Linked DNA regions of Homo sapiens: region 1 is linked to region 2. A link is a loop called in an ENCODE intact Hi-C map of the cell type or tissue named here. Cell type or tissue: PC-3. All regions are shown on one strand.

What was found. Peaks named below come from ENCODE experiments on the same cell type or tissue, not always from the same donor. Only the 100,000 strongest peaks of a DNase experiment are listed, where the experiment ranks them.
Region 1: it touches region 2 in a loop (10-fold over the local background); 19 of 110 quality-filtered maps call a loop at or near these places.

What each region holds. Positions count from the first base shown.
Region 1 is chr7:13,720,751-13,728,750 of GRCh38, reverse strand. It overlaps LOC105375161 (a long non-coding RNA gene), which reads right to left. Exons shown (of 4, transcript XR_007060216.1): 1 at 7,478-8,000; 2 at 61-172. Among named protein-coding and RNA genes, the nearest start is that of ETV1, 260 kb to the left of the region's middle. In PC-3, a CTCF peak has its summit at 3,140; a DNase peak (open chromatin) is centred at 3,670; H3K4me3 peaks cover 420 bases; H3K27ac peaks cover 1,198 bases.
Region 2 is chr7:13,279,299-13,287,298 of GRCh38, reverse strand. No RefSeq gene overlaps it. Among named protein-coding and RNA genes, the nearest start is that of ARL4A, 600 kb to the right of the region's middle. In PC-3, CTCF peaks have their summits at 4,719 (motif pointing left) and 7,255 (motif pointing left); no DNase peak of the experiment used is centred here.

The DNA of each region.
Region 1 (8,000 bases), 440 kb before region 2:
TTACGCTACTGATAAATGCATACCAGAGACCAGGAAGAAAAAGAGGTTTAATGAACTTACAGTTCCACATAACTGGGGAGGCCTCACAATCATGGTAGAAGACAAGGAGGAGCAAGTCACATCTTACACGGATGGCAGCAGGCAAAAAAAGGGCTTGTGCAGGGAAACTACCCTGTATAAAACCATCAGATCTCATGAGACTTATTCACTATCATGAGAACAGCATGGGAAAGACCTGCCCCCATTACTTAATTACCTCCCACCGGGTCCCTCCCACAACACGTGAAAATTCAAGATGAGATTTGGGTGGGGACACAGTCAAGCTATATCATTGACCTTGATATTCACCCCTTGTATTGAAAAGAAAATGGCCATCCAGAGCAACTGGCTTACACAGCACATAAGTGGCAAAGCTGGGATACCAAGCTAGAGGGCTTCACCTCAAAAGCGTATGATTTTTGGCTTAATGAATCCTGTGTCTCTAGTCACAATAGCTAAATTTGTTCTGCTTTCATCCACATTTACACTTTCCTTACAATATGTGTACCACTTTATTTTCTTAGTAGACCAGGAAGATAGAGTTCTAGGAGGCATTACTTCTGGCCCAAATGAGATCATATCAAAATCAAGAAAATCAGGAAGAGGGGTGTGTGTGTGTGTGTGAGAGAGAGAGAGAGAGGAAGAGAGAGAGAGATTCCTTAAGTGTGCAAATTTTGAGTCCAGTTTTACACATAGAAGGGTGAGATACAAACAAACATTGCATGCCAGTGGGGATTAAAACTGTAGAGCTTTTGGAAATTGGCTCCTCCCTGTGTTTGCCAAAACCAGTCTGGTGCTTTGTGTCACACTTCCCTGCCATATGCAGGCAGGCTGGCTCTTTTCCTAGGGAAACTGTTTATTTTAAAACCCACCCGAAAGATACTATTCGGTAACAGTGGTTATCTCTGTTTTCTACCATAGGAGAACCTAATATTTTGTAATTGTACAGTCTAATGGCTTCCTGTGTTCAAGTGACAAAAATCCAACTCAAACTAGCTCAAGGCAAAACAACCACAGCAAAAACAAAACCCAGCAAACAAGTTTACTGGAAGAATTCCTGGGTAGCTCAAACACTGAAGGAAGTTCTGAAGAAATAACACTGCTTTAGAGCTCTTAGCTAGATCAAGTGAAAGTCTCGAGGCTTTTTATTTTCTGTTAGTTCTCGTTTCTTGTAGCCATGTGCATTCATCTCATTCCTTTCTGTTCCCCAAGTACTGAGGAGTGCATGTGGAGGGTTCTGGCAAGAGGCCCAGGGGTTGAGTGAAGCTTCATGCCTATATCATTTCAACTTGGAGATCTGAAGGAAGGAGCTCTCACCACCCTTCTTCCCAGAAGGGTAAAGAATACCAGGGAATGCCTTTGCTTGTTCTGGCTTAGGTCCCCTGCTCTCTCCTGGACATGTCACAGTGGCCAGGCCTGCACTACATGCCCAATCCCCAGAGTTTCGCGATTGGCATTCCCTCCAGAGTTGAAGCAGAAGAAAGCCAACCCTGAGTGGAAGGGAAAGAGTTTGCTCCAGAAGAGAAGGAAGAAAGAGTGCCTAATGAACTAAACACTCAGTGACAATTACAATGATATTTCATTTCTCCTTATTACTTTACCTCCCATGGAACCTGATAGATAAGTAACAGATTTGGCTTATAAGGCTGGTGCTTTCCCTTCCAATTCAAAGCTGATTGAGGACGTAATTATGTTGTTGAACAGACAAACTACAAGTGATTAGAGTGTCTAGTGGCCATTTTAGTTTTGAATGGTAGATAAACGTACAGAAATTGGAGTTAGAATTGGGGTAAAGCCAAGGCCACTCACTTGTATTGATGTTTCATAACTTCTCTGAGCCGCATATGCTTCAGAAAATAAATGGGAGAATAATGGTACCCATTGGGTAGTATTTTACATAGATTCAACAAAATCATTTTATTTTATTTTATTACAGAAGGGGTTTCATTATGTTGCACAGGTTGACCTCAAACTCCTGGACTCAAGTGTTCCACCCACTTTAGCCTCTGGATTTGCTGGGAATACAGGTGCTTACCACTATCCCCAGCCTAAAGAGATTATTTATAAAAGCTTGTAATCAAAAACCTGCCATAGAGTAAATATTCAGTGTGTGTTAAATAGCAATAAAAGCAGTTAACAGAACCTAACAACAACAACAAAAAGAATTCTACAGTTTAATCATGAGGTAGAGATTAGAGTGAAATGGTCAGTTTTAATATACTCACAACAGACCACATTTTATATGTGTGTATTATAGATACACACATATATACATACATTCAATATACTAGTTTAGAAGGTGAGCAGCTTATTTTAAGTCATGTGAACAAGGTATGTAGAACTTCAACAATTGCTATTAATGTCAGTTCTGTTTTGATGTTTCACATATCACTGGCCAGAACTTGAACTTTTATAGTTAAGGTTTTGCATTTAAGTCTTTCCTTTTAAAATTATCTTCCATATCCATGTATATTTATGGAATCCTGGACCTTGTTCCCAAAGCTTCCCCTTTATGCAGAATATTCTATAAAAATCACTTGCTTTATTTTAAAAAGTATAAAAACTCACATATTATAAAACTTTCAAGGACATATTTGTATTTTTCTCAACTCCTTGCATGATTTAAATTACTTCTTGGTAAATACATGAACAATATGGAAAGAAGAGTCCATTTGATATTTGTAAAAAATGAATGGAATGTACCGTGAAAACAGTATATTTTAAAAGTTTCATGCGCAGAATTTATTTGACTAAGCCTATGAGAGTATTGAATTAGTGCCTTTGTAAAAAATAATTCTACTGGGGAAAAAAAGAAGATCTTACCAAATTTTAAAATTAGACAGCACTTTATTTTATAATAAAACATTATTTAATTTTTAAGAAAAATTATAATTGTTGACCACCAGATGGCTCCCATATTTTTAAAAATTCAGCAGAAAGAGTGGAAACTGTTCAAAATAAACAGATTTCAAAGAAACAAAGGTAAAGAAAATGATATAACCTGTGAAAGTTTTAACCACCTATAAAAATAATTTAAGTAACATAATTTTTAGAAATTTCTTTCTCTTAAAAAAAAATCCATTATTTGTGAACAGCAGGCACAATATACCCTTCGAATTTATGCCAATCTTTGAAACTACTATTTTTCTGTGTAAACTACTACCCCATAGGTGCTATTATTCTCCCCATTTGTTTGCCTCCTCTTTAAGTATCATTCCACCAGACATATAACAATAATGTCACATTACAAATCAAGGTTCTCCATAAAAGCAAAATAATTTTGACCTGTGTCAGCAATGGAGCCAATTCACGATGTGGGATGCATTATGCATCACAGCTCAGCTACGATGTTGCTGGTGTCATGGACAAAGTTCTAAAGGATGTGTTTTACTCATCTTAATATGTAAGCTATTAAGATAATAGACCCTGCACTTGTCACTCTGACAGCTTTTTTTAAAGGCTAAGCTGCCCAATTTGTCTTTCATTAAAAGCTCTAGTACTGTTTAGTGATATGCAGTCACTGAGCCATTGAGCTTTCAGAGTGTACGATTCTATTTTGAGAAAAATTTTGTCAATAAAAAAGGCATATGTTTCAATGAGTCATCTTAACAGAGCAAACTCATAAGAACGGGTTGACCTGCACTTCCACCCCGCTACTGAGTTTTCCCTACCTTTTCTTGTTAGCACAAAGCTTGCCCTGGTACCTCGTGCCACAGGGAAACCAGAAATATGGAGACAAGGTCTCCTTAGCCCATATGGTTTTATTTGCGTTCTGCTGGCACAGTTATAGTCATACAGTAACCAACATAAATTTTTAGTTTTATTATCACCTCTAAAAAGAGACAGAAATGTGAAAATTGAAGCCAGAAGGTTTGTATCACAGGATTAATTAGGCAGGGCCAAGTGGAGTCTCACTCCTCCTGGCAGCGAGCGCCTCAAGAAGGTGCCTGCCTTCAATTACGGAGCACACAAAGCAATTAAAAACCCTGTTTCTTTTTCCTGAGGTGTTACTTGTTACTTGATAAATCTCTTTTTTAAAATTCTCTGGGGATCTGAATTGGCTAGAGGTGCAATCTACCGGGGTAGATATTCATGAAAAATTGATTTAGCTCTAGCCTAAGTGCAATAGGTTTAAAATAAACCTGAAAGGAATGAACAGTGTGTTTCTTGGCTGACATTTTATTGGCCATTTTTTTTTAATGCACAAAAGACTAGATAATTAAGAATTGAGACATTATGGATCTCCACTAGGAGATATGAATCGAATTGGTCAGCCGTCCCAGGCATTTTATCCTAAGTCACAGTGCACATTTGATTAACCTTTCTTATGGGGTTATTTGTACATTCTATGGACAACACTGTGGTGTGCATAAGTCAGATTAAGTGCATGCCTCCCAGAACCCACATTCCCTTTCTAATAGAGAATTGGCTTGGCATGAAATTATATCTTTTTACCTGATTTACGGCCTAACCCAGAGGGATTTGAAACTTGGATCTATTGTTTTATTTCTCCAAAAGGAACTTTTCTTGCTTTTCACTGTTATTTTTGAGAATTACATTATTATCTTAACTCTGGAATGATTTATAAATATTCAGGAGTAAGTTTCAATTGTCTTCTGTACAGCTAGTTTTGTGGACTGGGATTTTACCAGTAGTACGTAAATCACCTAGCTAACCCTTTCCTCTGAAACATAAATAATTTAAAATATGCAATGTGTACAGTGTATAACTGGTACAAAGAATAGTGCTCTATCCAGACATATGAGCTTAAGCTTTATCTGTGATCTCATGCTTCCTGTTGAAAAGAGAAGCAAAAAAATTTTTTTTAATCGATAGACAAAAGACCATCATTGTAAATAGAGGAATGAGACTCTACTTTCACTTAAAAAGTATATTAGGTACAATTTAATACAATAATAAAGACAGCAAAAGATTTTAGTGTATGTTATTTTCTGTGGTGTGTATTTCTAAATTAAAAATATTAATTTATTTCAGAAAATTAATTATGATAAAAATAATATTTTATCCTCTCCTTACTTTCTTTTTTCATGGTATTCTTTCTTTTTCTTAAGTTTAAACATAATGTAAAGGTTAAACAAATTGTTTTAAAAGGAAAATTTAATAAATGCCAAATAGGAAAAAATTTTAAATGGTGATTATATTTAATCAGAAAAATTTTGCAATGTTTTAGTGAAGATAATTTTGATAAAATATAACCTTGGAAATCTAGATTCTAGTTATTAGAATTTTAATTTAAATTTTATTGAACTTTTTGCTTATGGATGATTATTTATCTATCTTTTTCCATTTCTTAAGAAAAGCATGTTATTTTTTCAGGCTTCTGGCAATGTATTTTTACTCTGTTGTGCTGTGATAATGGGCCTAAATGTCTACGGGAAGAAAATGCTAGAATGGCATTATGTTAAGAAAGGGGAATAGGTGCCAGAAAATAATGCTTATGTTCTTGTATGTTTACTTTAAGTCTGGATTAAAAGTTTCAGCAATAGGTACCTAAATGAAAATATGATACATTTTGCCATAGGTCTTACTAAAATTGATTAATTTGTCTTTTAGTTAAAACAGTGTGAAGAATTCAGTCAGTGACATGGTAATTATTTTTATTGAGATAGTGGCTTTGGGTTGGCCTTTGGGAGCTAGGATAATTGTGGGTTTAAAGTTCTTTTATGATATTAACATTTTCTCTTCTCCTTTCAGCTCTCTACTATGTATATTCCTTTCTTTAAAGTTCCCCAATATGGTTTATTGAGTCCCCAGATGTCCTTGTGATTCCCTTCCCCTGGTATCCAAACCTTTGTATAATCCCATGCCCTTGGGTGGAGATGGGATTTGTGACTATAACAAGTGTTACACCAGTGGTTAGATTATAAGACAAAGGTGATGGGATTTTGCAGATGCAATTAAGTTTCCTAATCAGTTGACTTAATTAAAATAAAGGTTATTCTAGATAGGCCTATTCTAATCAGGTGAGCCCTTTAAAAGGGGATCTACAGGTCAGAAACTTAAAGTCACAGAGATTCTCTCTCTGGGCTTGCAGAAGCAAGCCCTGTGAGTCCTACAGCAACAAGGAAATGAATTGTGCCAACAACCAGTTGAGCTTGGAAGAGAATCTTCCAAGCTGCAGACCTCACTGATTTCATGATTTCAGCCTTTTACCATGAGCAGTAAACCCAGATAAGCTAAGCCATTGCCTGGACTCCTGACCCTGGAAAACTCTGATATAATAAAATTTACTGCATGGCAACAGATAATTAATATACCCAATGATACTATTCATGTCCTCGACATCTAGTTCCCAAGTTTTACTCAGGGTATTAATATCACGGTATGTCAATTAATGTTGCGGATCACACTGGGCAAATGAGGAAATTTGTGACTTTCTGTAACTAGTTAAATCAGTTTCTCAAAGACTTTTCTAATATGCATGGTGAACCTCTAAAAAGGATCAATACAGGCAGTATGTCCTGCACTTCTTAAAACTTTGAACCATTTTTCTCCCATGTGGCTACTTCAGAAAATCGTGTTCCATGGAATCTACTTTAGGAAAGAAAATTTTGTGTCGATTCATCATACTAGTTTAAAAATCATTACCCTGTCTCTCTAAATGAGAAATCTGATACTAGAGCTGATTAAAGAAATTAATTCAGGTTAAGATTTTAATAGCTGTTGGTAGAACAGTGTGCTAAACATTTTGGAATATTTTTACTTTAATATAACATTAAAGTAACAGGACTTTGACCAGAAGAAATTAATCTCCAATAATGGAGATTTTAATAAATTTCAAAAAAATTATTTTATTGTAAAAGTGTCACAATTCAAAAATACAACTTGAATTAAAGTTCTGTACTCTGATTTCTTCCTTGCTAAAGCCCCATGTGCGTTAACATTTGGATTCCTAAAGTAGGTGTCTGACTGTGAGAAAACACGTAGGTCATCCATGTTGTTCCCAAGATTCCATAGTGTTTTCTCTTTTTTTTTTTTTTTTTTGAGAGGGAGTCTGGCTCTGTCGCCCAGGCTGGAGTGCAGTGGCGGGATCTCGGCTCACTGCAAGCTCCGCCTCCCGGGTTCACGCCATTCTCCTGCCTCAGCCTCTCGACTAGCTGGGACTACAGGCGCCCGCCACCACGCCCGGCTAATTTTTGTATTTTTCTTTTTTTTAAATGGAGACGGGGTTTCACCGTGTTAGCCAGGATGGTCTCGATTTCCTGACCTCGTGATCCGCCCGCCTCGGCCTCCCAAAGTGCTGGGATTACAGGTGTGAGCCACCGCGCCCGCCCTGTGTTTTCTCTTAATGAAAAGGATGGAGAATGAAAGATGTTGCCAGAGAAGATTTTCCTTCTCTTTAGCAGCAGGGCTATTCTTTAAGTCTGGCTGCCTCTTACCTGATAAAGTTCCCAGTGAGTCCATTTGCTTCCCTTACCTCTTAAATTTGCGGGTTCCCACTGCGCCGTTTGAGATCATTGCCCTGAAATCAATGTGAAGAATTTCAACAACCTTTTCTGCTTTTTTTCTGCCTCTGGAGACTAAAAGATAAGTCTGAAAGGTTGCAAAAACAGAATTAATGGAAATGAGTATCAATTAACAAAATTTAACTGAATTAATTTAAATATACATCTTTTACTTTAATCTCCATTATTAATGTCCTTCAGCCTAGTATTTAAACTATCATTATAATATTATTAGGCTCATTGATAGAAATCTGGAGTCAGTTTGTTGATAAGTACCTCTACATCTTATCTGGGATTTACATAAGAAAAGTAATTGCTTAAAACACTGGAAATTTTTTTGTAAACTCAGAATCTTGGAGAGTTTATCCCTATTTTAAAGCATTTTTAAATTTCAAATTTATCTAAACGATTAAGTTGTACAAAGATTCCAGTGCCTTAGACACTTCCTTTTCACTTACATTCTTAATGGTGTGGTATTATTTTCAGATACAGCAA
Region 2 (8,000 bases):
ATTCCTTTGAAACCATTCACATACCTACCATAAGAGAATGATTGTTTATCTGCTTGATTCATTGGTGCGAATGTTTCTTAGCCCACACAGAGGTCAGACTCTGCTGTGTGGTTTCAGAGATTGGTTGAAAATATAACTCAGTGCATGCATTAGAAAAAGAAAATCAGAACATTAAACCACTTGTTTTACCATCTCTGATCCCCCTGAGGCTCAGTGACATTTGGTACATTTATCTTCCTTGTTAAAAGCAGATTCTCTAACTCCTTGTAGCGGGTGGAGGAAAGATGTAGCAGAATGTTTACAATAAGGCGTATAAATCTGTTACACGTGTGTATGTCTGAGGAAAGGGAAGGTCATTGTTTAAATTTCACTTTACTTCCTCATTTTTGGTGAAATTTTTCTCTAGTGCTCTGCAAATTAAATGTCTCAGAGGACTTTTTATAAAAGAAATAAAGAAAAAAATAAAAAGCAGAAGCAGGGTATACAGAAAGCAGAAAACCATAATGAGGTAATAGAAAACACAATCTTTACAAAATAAAGACATCACACATACTGCTTTTCGGGAGTTTCATTCCTTAAGTTTTTGGTTCATACTTGTTTGCACTTTAATTTTATACGTATTGTTGTAAATTCTTATACTTTGTGGGACTGGCTTGTACTAGGAAAAGTCAATGACAGAGATACTGCCTCTTCTTAGAAATGTTGCATTGTTTTGGGTTAGTGGAGTGACTGGTAACCTTGTCTTTCAAATTTAAGGATGTTGTTTTTCTCATTTTTAATTCTTCAGTGCATTTTGTATATTCTTATCATAAAGGAATGGTACAGAAATTTTGACTGGGCCATGTTTTTTCTTCCTTTATGAGTTTAAATGCATACGAATCTGTATTTTTCTCTTTCTCCTATCTACTTAAATAACTATGCTCTCTTCTTAGGGGCTTTCAAATTTCATTGATTTCTCCCTCACTTGCTTTCTGCATATAAATATAACCATGTTTTAATTTAAGGAACAGCCTATCTACTATATAGCCCTCACCCACTATTTCTCTCTTTTTATTCACATTCAACCGCTTAAAGGAATCCTCATGACTTCCTCAAATCTGATTCTTTCTAGGCTCTCTCTCATTAATTCAATTTATGTCATCAACTGTTTTTGGGTATGTATATGCTATTTGGCAGTAATTCTGTAAATCAAATAACCATGATATAATTTTTTTTTTTAAGACAGAGTTTTGCTCTTTGTTGCCCAGGCTGGAGTGCAGTGCCGCCATCTTGGCTCACTGAAACCTCCGCCTCCCGGGTTCAAGCGATTCTCCTGTCTCAGCCTCCCGAGCAGCTGGGATTACAGGCACCCACCACCATGCCGGGCTAATTTTTGTATTTTTAGTAGAGAGGGGTTTTCACCATGTTGGCCAGGTTGGTCTCCAACTCCTGACCTCAGGTGATCTGCCCGCCTTGGCCTCCCAAAGTGCTGGGATTACAGGAGTGAGCTACTGTGCCAAGCCAGCATGGCATAATTCTTGACCACACAGAAGGTTCAGACATACAAACAGAAAATTTCAATAAAATAAGATAAAACCATGGAACAGTGGTTCTCAACCTTGGCTGTGTATTAGCATCACTTTGGAAGCTTTTAAGATCCCAATGCTAAGGCAGTAAACTAGTCCAATTAATAGAAAATTATTTTGTATGGGGGCCAGATATCCTTTCATGATTCAGCAAAGTTGAGAACCATTGTTGTAAATGCATGCATAGGAAGCTAAAGGAACACATGGGAAAATATTGCAAGTCAACTAGAGTGAGTTAGAAACCCCAGAAGAGGTGGTATCTGCACAGAGCTTTGTAGATTGAGTTGGTCAATTAAAGGTTTGAGCAAAGGACCTTTGGAATAAAAACTGTACAAGCTACAGATGATGTATAACATTATGTGCTGTTAGGCACTTGTATCAGTCATCCTAGACTGTAATATCTGAGGCATAACATGGAAGAATAGGAGGCTTGGAAAAAATGACAGGGACTTTTACGAAAGAGAGCAATGGGAATGGGAAAATCTGAATTAGAATTCTACCTCTTCACAAATTTAAAGTGATGATTTAACAAAGTCTTCAATATAGTCACCAAAGAACGAAAAGGAGCTGTTCTGGTTCTCGGACATTTTATTGACTTTCAACATCATATGGACTCTCTTCCCGACTATCCCTTCCCTGAAAAGTCTTATTACAGACATGAATGGGACACTCCTAATTTTTAAGTTCCCTACATTTCCGAAACTTTCATATCCAGTCTTTATTAAGTTGGTGTATGTTTCCAAAGTGGGGCTGTGGAACTGCTTAATTTATTTCAGATGAAACAACATTTAGATAGTGCTATATAAACAAAGAAACAAACTTTCTTGTACATTCTTAATACCACTTCAAATGGGAGGAAGATTCATTGTTGACTTGAGAGGTAAGTTTCTTTTCTTCTGAGTTTAATTTTGAATAACAAAATAAAACAATTAAATTAGTGGAATAAAAATGTTTGCAGTCATGAAGTGTTTGACTGAGACAGTCACAAAATAATCCATTTAAAGTTGGCTTTTCTGTATTTGAGCCATTAGTCATCTCACTAAATTACAGACAGAACTGCATAGGTGAGGGGAAAAAAAACTAACATGTCACCTATTTTTCTGCTGCAAGCAAATGTAATAGGTATTGTATTGCTTTATTTTAGCACTTCCTAACATGAAGTAAGTGTACACAGGAATAAAACTAAAAGGTTGAAATCCAATTTTACCGTTGTATTTCTTGAATTACTAACAGTACTTTTAGTATGGGTTACTACATTCCAACTTCTGTCAAAATTCTAGCAGTCAAGGACCATTCAGTATTTCAGGGAATCTTGATAAGGATAAATCTATTAGGAGGGAGAAGGCTCAGGTGGCTGGAAGCCATCCCTGTAAGTGATAAACATGGCACCTTGAATAAATAAAGCTTGATTGTGGATTTGACAAGGTCTATGTGTTGATTCTCAGGTAGAAACATCTGCATTTTTAGGGCATTCTGAATGTTTACCTGTTCATTAAACAAGTACCCATTAGCTTTTTCTCTATTATAGATCATGTAAAAGGCACTGGGGATACAGCAATGAGAAAATGAAGAATAAGAACAATAATTACTCATGCAATTAGAACAGTATCACTTGCTATTACTGCTGAGAGTATCCCTAATCATCTATTTACTGAACTGTTACTAAGATTCTACTTTGGACTATGCTTTGTATTGGGCACAGATGCTACAATGGCAGACAAGGTCTAAACCCTACTGGGAAGAAGGTATGTGGCCTAATGTAAGGTTTCCAGGCCTGAATATCCTGAGAAACCCATAAGATTTATTAAATTGTAATATTTACAGTTCTACCCAAGGTATTTGTATTAAAAGAAAATAAAAATGTAAAAAAAAATTCCAGATGATTCTGACAAACTGCTAATTGTGAAATCGTTCTCTAGTCTAACAACACAAGAAAATACTAAATGCTATCCTCTTACAGAACTTTGACATTTGGAAAACATTTACCCTCATATACTTGGGCTTTTGTATGTGTTATTCCACTTGGCAAATGCAGAGTGTCCATTTTCCTGAGCAATAATATAAAATCAACATAAAATAATAAAACATCATTTTAATGTAATTTAGTTTATTAAGGCTTTATTTTTGTACTTGTGTTCTTCAACATTCCAATTTTATTTTTAATGTAGAGGCTATTGATGGTATTTACTAGAGAGATAATCATGGCAATCAACTCGACTCTGCCATATACATATGGTGTTATGCTTGTAGAACATTGAATTTTCTTGGCAAAAGTTACTTTCCCATTCTTGGACAATAACACTGGAAAAACTGCCCCAAAATTCAGCATTGTCCTTGGCACCTAAACTCAATCACTGCCCATCTATTCATAGAGATTCTTCTTTTACTTTTGTCCTGTATAAATTAGTTGCCAATATGGCCCCTCAAGATAAACGCTTGACTAAGAGGGCCAGAATTACATCTTAAAAGAGTTATCTATATTTTGATATATCAAGTTATTGCCATTTGTTGACATAATTTTATGTAATTTCTATAATTTCAGTCATCATAAGGCTGCCTGCCGTAGCATAACATTTTCCTGCCTAATTTTGACTAGTCGAGGGATGAGCAAGCATATTTAAAATAGCTATGTTACTATCCACATAGATCACTGATGTCAAAGTCCAGAATAATTTGCTTAAAAGCTGGAAATTAAGAAATGTGAAGCCATTATTTCAAGTTTGCTAGATCAAAAAAATTTTCATGATAGTGTTAACCCAGGTGCCATTTGAAACAGTTTGGCTAACGATCTTCTTAAGAGTTAAAAACGAAACAAAGTGACTTCATTGGAGTTTAATCCTATCCTTTGATTGCTGGATGCTATATTAATTTTTTCACCAGTTCAGCTGTTCCAATGTAACAAATTGGCTTTATCTTCATTGGTCAGCTTCTTCCTGTAATTCAGACAACTTAATGGATTTTAGTTCTAAATAGAGTATGGTTTGTTTCTGAGTATTAATTTCAACTTTAGTTATTGTGCAAATTATGCCCTAACTTAAAATTGAACCACATTGACCACTAAAACAGAAAAGTCTAATATATGACCCAAATTAACAAATTTTGCCCAGACAGCAAAGTTAAGTTGGCTTGATTTCCTCATTCTCATATACTATTTCACAAAGCATGTTCTCCATCTAGTGGCTGGAAAGCTCAGAGGACAAGCTTATCTCATTATTACTAATTCACTATATATTTATATATCTTTATAAGAATAAACAAATCACATATATATGACAATTGAGTTTTTATTCTTGCCTTCTACACTATTATAGGGGACAGGACAAGGATTCGGTTTTATTAACTTTACATTAACTGAGACCTTCAACATGACAAGACAAACAATTTTTTAATTGCTTGAAATAAGACTGAGAAAGAATACAGTAAGTAGATTTCTGCAGAGTATAAAATAACATAAATGTCATGTATAATTGTTAGTAAGTGCTTGTTTTTATTATGGAACCAAATCAGGTAACAGAATCCTGGATTATAAAAGGTATCTCTTGGAATCTATGTTCTTGGCTATATTTCTAATCAATTATTTGTTTATTGGGTCTGGTACTTTCTACTGGATCCACATTATGAGCAAGAACAGCTCATTTTTCCTTTCTCTACAGTTACTAATGAAATGTTCCTTTCCATTTCATCACACTACTTCAGCTCTCATTTTCTGCTAGTTGTCATGTTCTTGGAGTAGTTCTTATCCCAGAAAAAGAAAAAAAAACTTTAATCAGTAAAAATACTAAATACTATCAAAGATCATAAGAGGATATTTTATACATATATGCATGTCTATTTTTTTAACTGGAAATTTCAAAGGTTTTCCTTGACCTTGGTGAGTGCTGCTTTGGTAAAACGAATGCCTTGGGGAACTAAGTCAACTCCGAAAGAGCTGAAAATCTTCCCTCACAACACCAGAGAGGAATATTTTAGAATCAGAAGTATGTTAGGATTCATGTTCTTGTATTTGCCCATTTTACAGATGACATAGATGGAGCTAGCCCAGAGTAGTAAAAGGATGAAGTTGAGGTAAAGTAGGCTTCAGAATAAGATGTGTTCAAATACTCCATCTGCCACTGGCCAGCTCTGTTATCCCAGGCCAGTGACTTAAACCTGCAGAGCCATGGTTTCTGTTCCATAAAATGTGAGTACTATTACCTGAAGTGTAGGGTCATTATTAAGATGAAGCAAGACACAGACAGACAGACAGACAGACAGACAGACAGATGATTGATAGACAGATGATAGATAAATCGATAGCTATTATAAACACTTGGGACATGTAGCTGGCAATCTATCATCTATCTATCTATCTCAAGAGTTTATTATAGTGCCTGGTACATAACAGAATTTTTTAAAACGTAAGGTTAATTACATAGTAAGTTAAAATGAAAGACCTAGGTCTTGAACCTGTCTTAAGCCCAGATTTTCCATCATGCCACATGGTTATACATTGATCTTTTAAAGACTTAATGATAAAATGGTATTCATGAAGCTGAGTGAAGAAAGTGCTTTATAGCAATTGCTGACTTAATAAACTGATGTCTCTAAAAGTTAAATGATGAGAAAATTAAATATAGCTTCAGCAATTAAATAATTTTTTTTCCACATAGCCTAAAATCTGGCAATTAAAAAAATAATTGTTATATTTATAACTATAAAACTATAATTATACTTCTGTAGATATGTAGTATAGCTTATATATTTCTAGAGTATGTGAAAAATGCATCAGAACACCTCTCTCTCCCTCTTTCTCTCAATACCTCATTAGATAAGTTTCCATGTTAAATAAGTAGTTTCCTCAAGAAAAAATGTAAAAATGATATTTAATAATTAGCAGACATATAGAACAGTGAGAAGGACTATTAAAGAAACACATGGATTTTTTTTTTTCTATTTTAACCAGGTTTTGCTCGCTATACTACTCAATGTCATCAGGTAATGAGCACTCCCACACTTCTTTTAGGTAAATGACAAACTGGAAGCACAATCCAATGCATGTATTCATTTTACTAACATAAGTATATCTAATAATAATTAACACTAATGAAATGGATTCAAATATTTCAGTAAAAAATTACAGACATCTCACAGAGCTATCGCAAAATACAAATGTTTCCCAACAGATTTCTTCTCACTTTGACAAATCTTTGTTCTTCATATCTTTGTCTTCAAAGTCAATAAACATCTTTCTAATTGAAAGGGCTTTTTTTTTTTTTTTTTTTTTTTTTTTGGAAATCAAGGCCTATAATATGTAAGTATGGACATACACATGAAAAAAATGTAAAAAAAAAGACAACTTATTAAAAGATTCATCAAGGAATTTTATATTTTTTCTGTGAATTAGAAAAATATACAGTTCTTGAAAAATGACGCATGAGGACTCACATGTACACTACCTTAGTGCTTAACATTTGCCTAATTTCTGTCTCATTTTCTAAGTTCACTATTAAAACTGAATGAGGGTTCTAACATTCTAAAATAAACTAATATTGTACTTCTCCTTAAATATTTAGAGCTCTTTTTGTAAAATTACTTTTTTAACAACTATAATACATTAAAGCTCTGAGTATAAAATTTCACTAAGGCCATATCAAAAATTTCAGGGACCTGTTGCTAATAATTTATAAACTTATAAAAGCCAATCTCGCCATCTAGTGGTTATAGATGAGAAATATGAATTAAAAGATTGAAAGTAACCGTTTCTATTTTAAGACATTTCAAATTAGCCAAACATATTTACTTGTGCAGTTTTTTAAAAGGTACAAAAACAATTCAGTAGAGAAAAGATAATCTTATCAACAAATGATGTTGGATAGATTATATTCCATTGGCAAACAAAAAGAATATTAGCCTATACCTCACAAATTAAACAACAACAAAAAAGCCCCTGAAAAAAATAGATTAAAACACAAACACTAAAAGTTGTAGGAAAAAATGGGACATAATTTTAGAGATTTAGGGATAAGCAAAAATTCTTAGATGACACCAAAAGCTTGATCCATAAAAGGAAAAACTGAAACGTTAAACCTTGTAATTAGAAACCTTTGCTCTGTGAAAGACAGAGGATGTTTCATTCGTTAAGAGGATGAAAAAAAAGCTACCTACAGACTGAGAGAAAATAGTTTCAAAACACATACTGGAGAAAGGAGTAGCATTTAAAAAATATGAAAACTCAAGTAAAAAAACAAATAATTTAATAGAAAATGAGCAAAAGATATGAACAGCCACTTCACTGATGAGAATATGGAAATGGAAAATAAGTACATAGGAAGATATTCAATATTATTTTCCATTAAGGAAATACAGATTAAAACCACAATAAGATAGCATATGCTTTTATTAGAATGGTTAAAATAAAAAAAGTAGTGACAACACAAATCTTAGTGAGGATGTAGA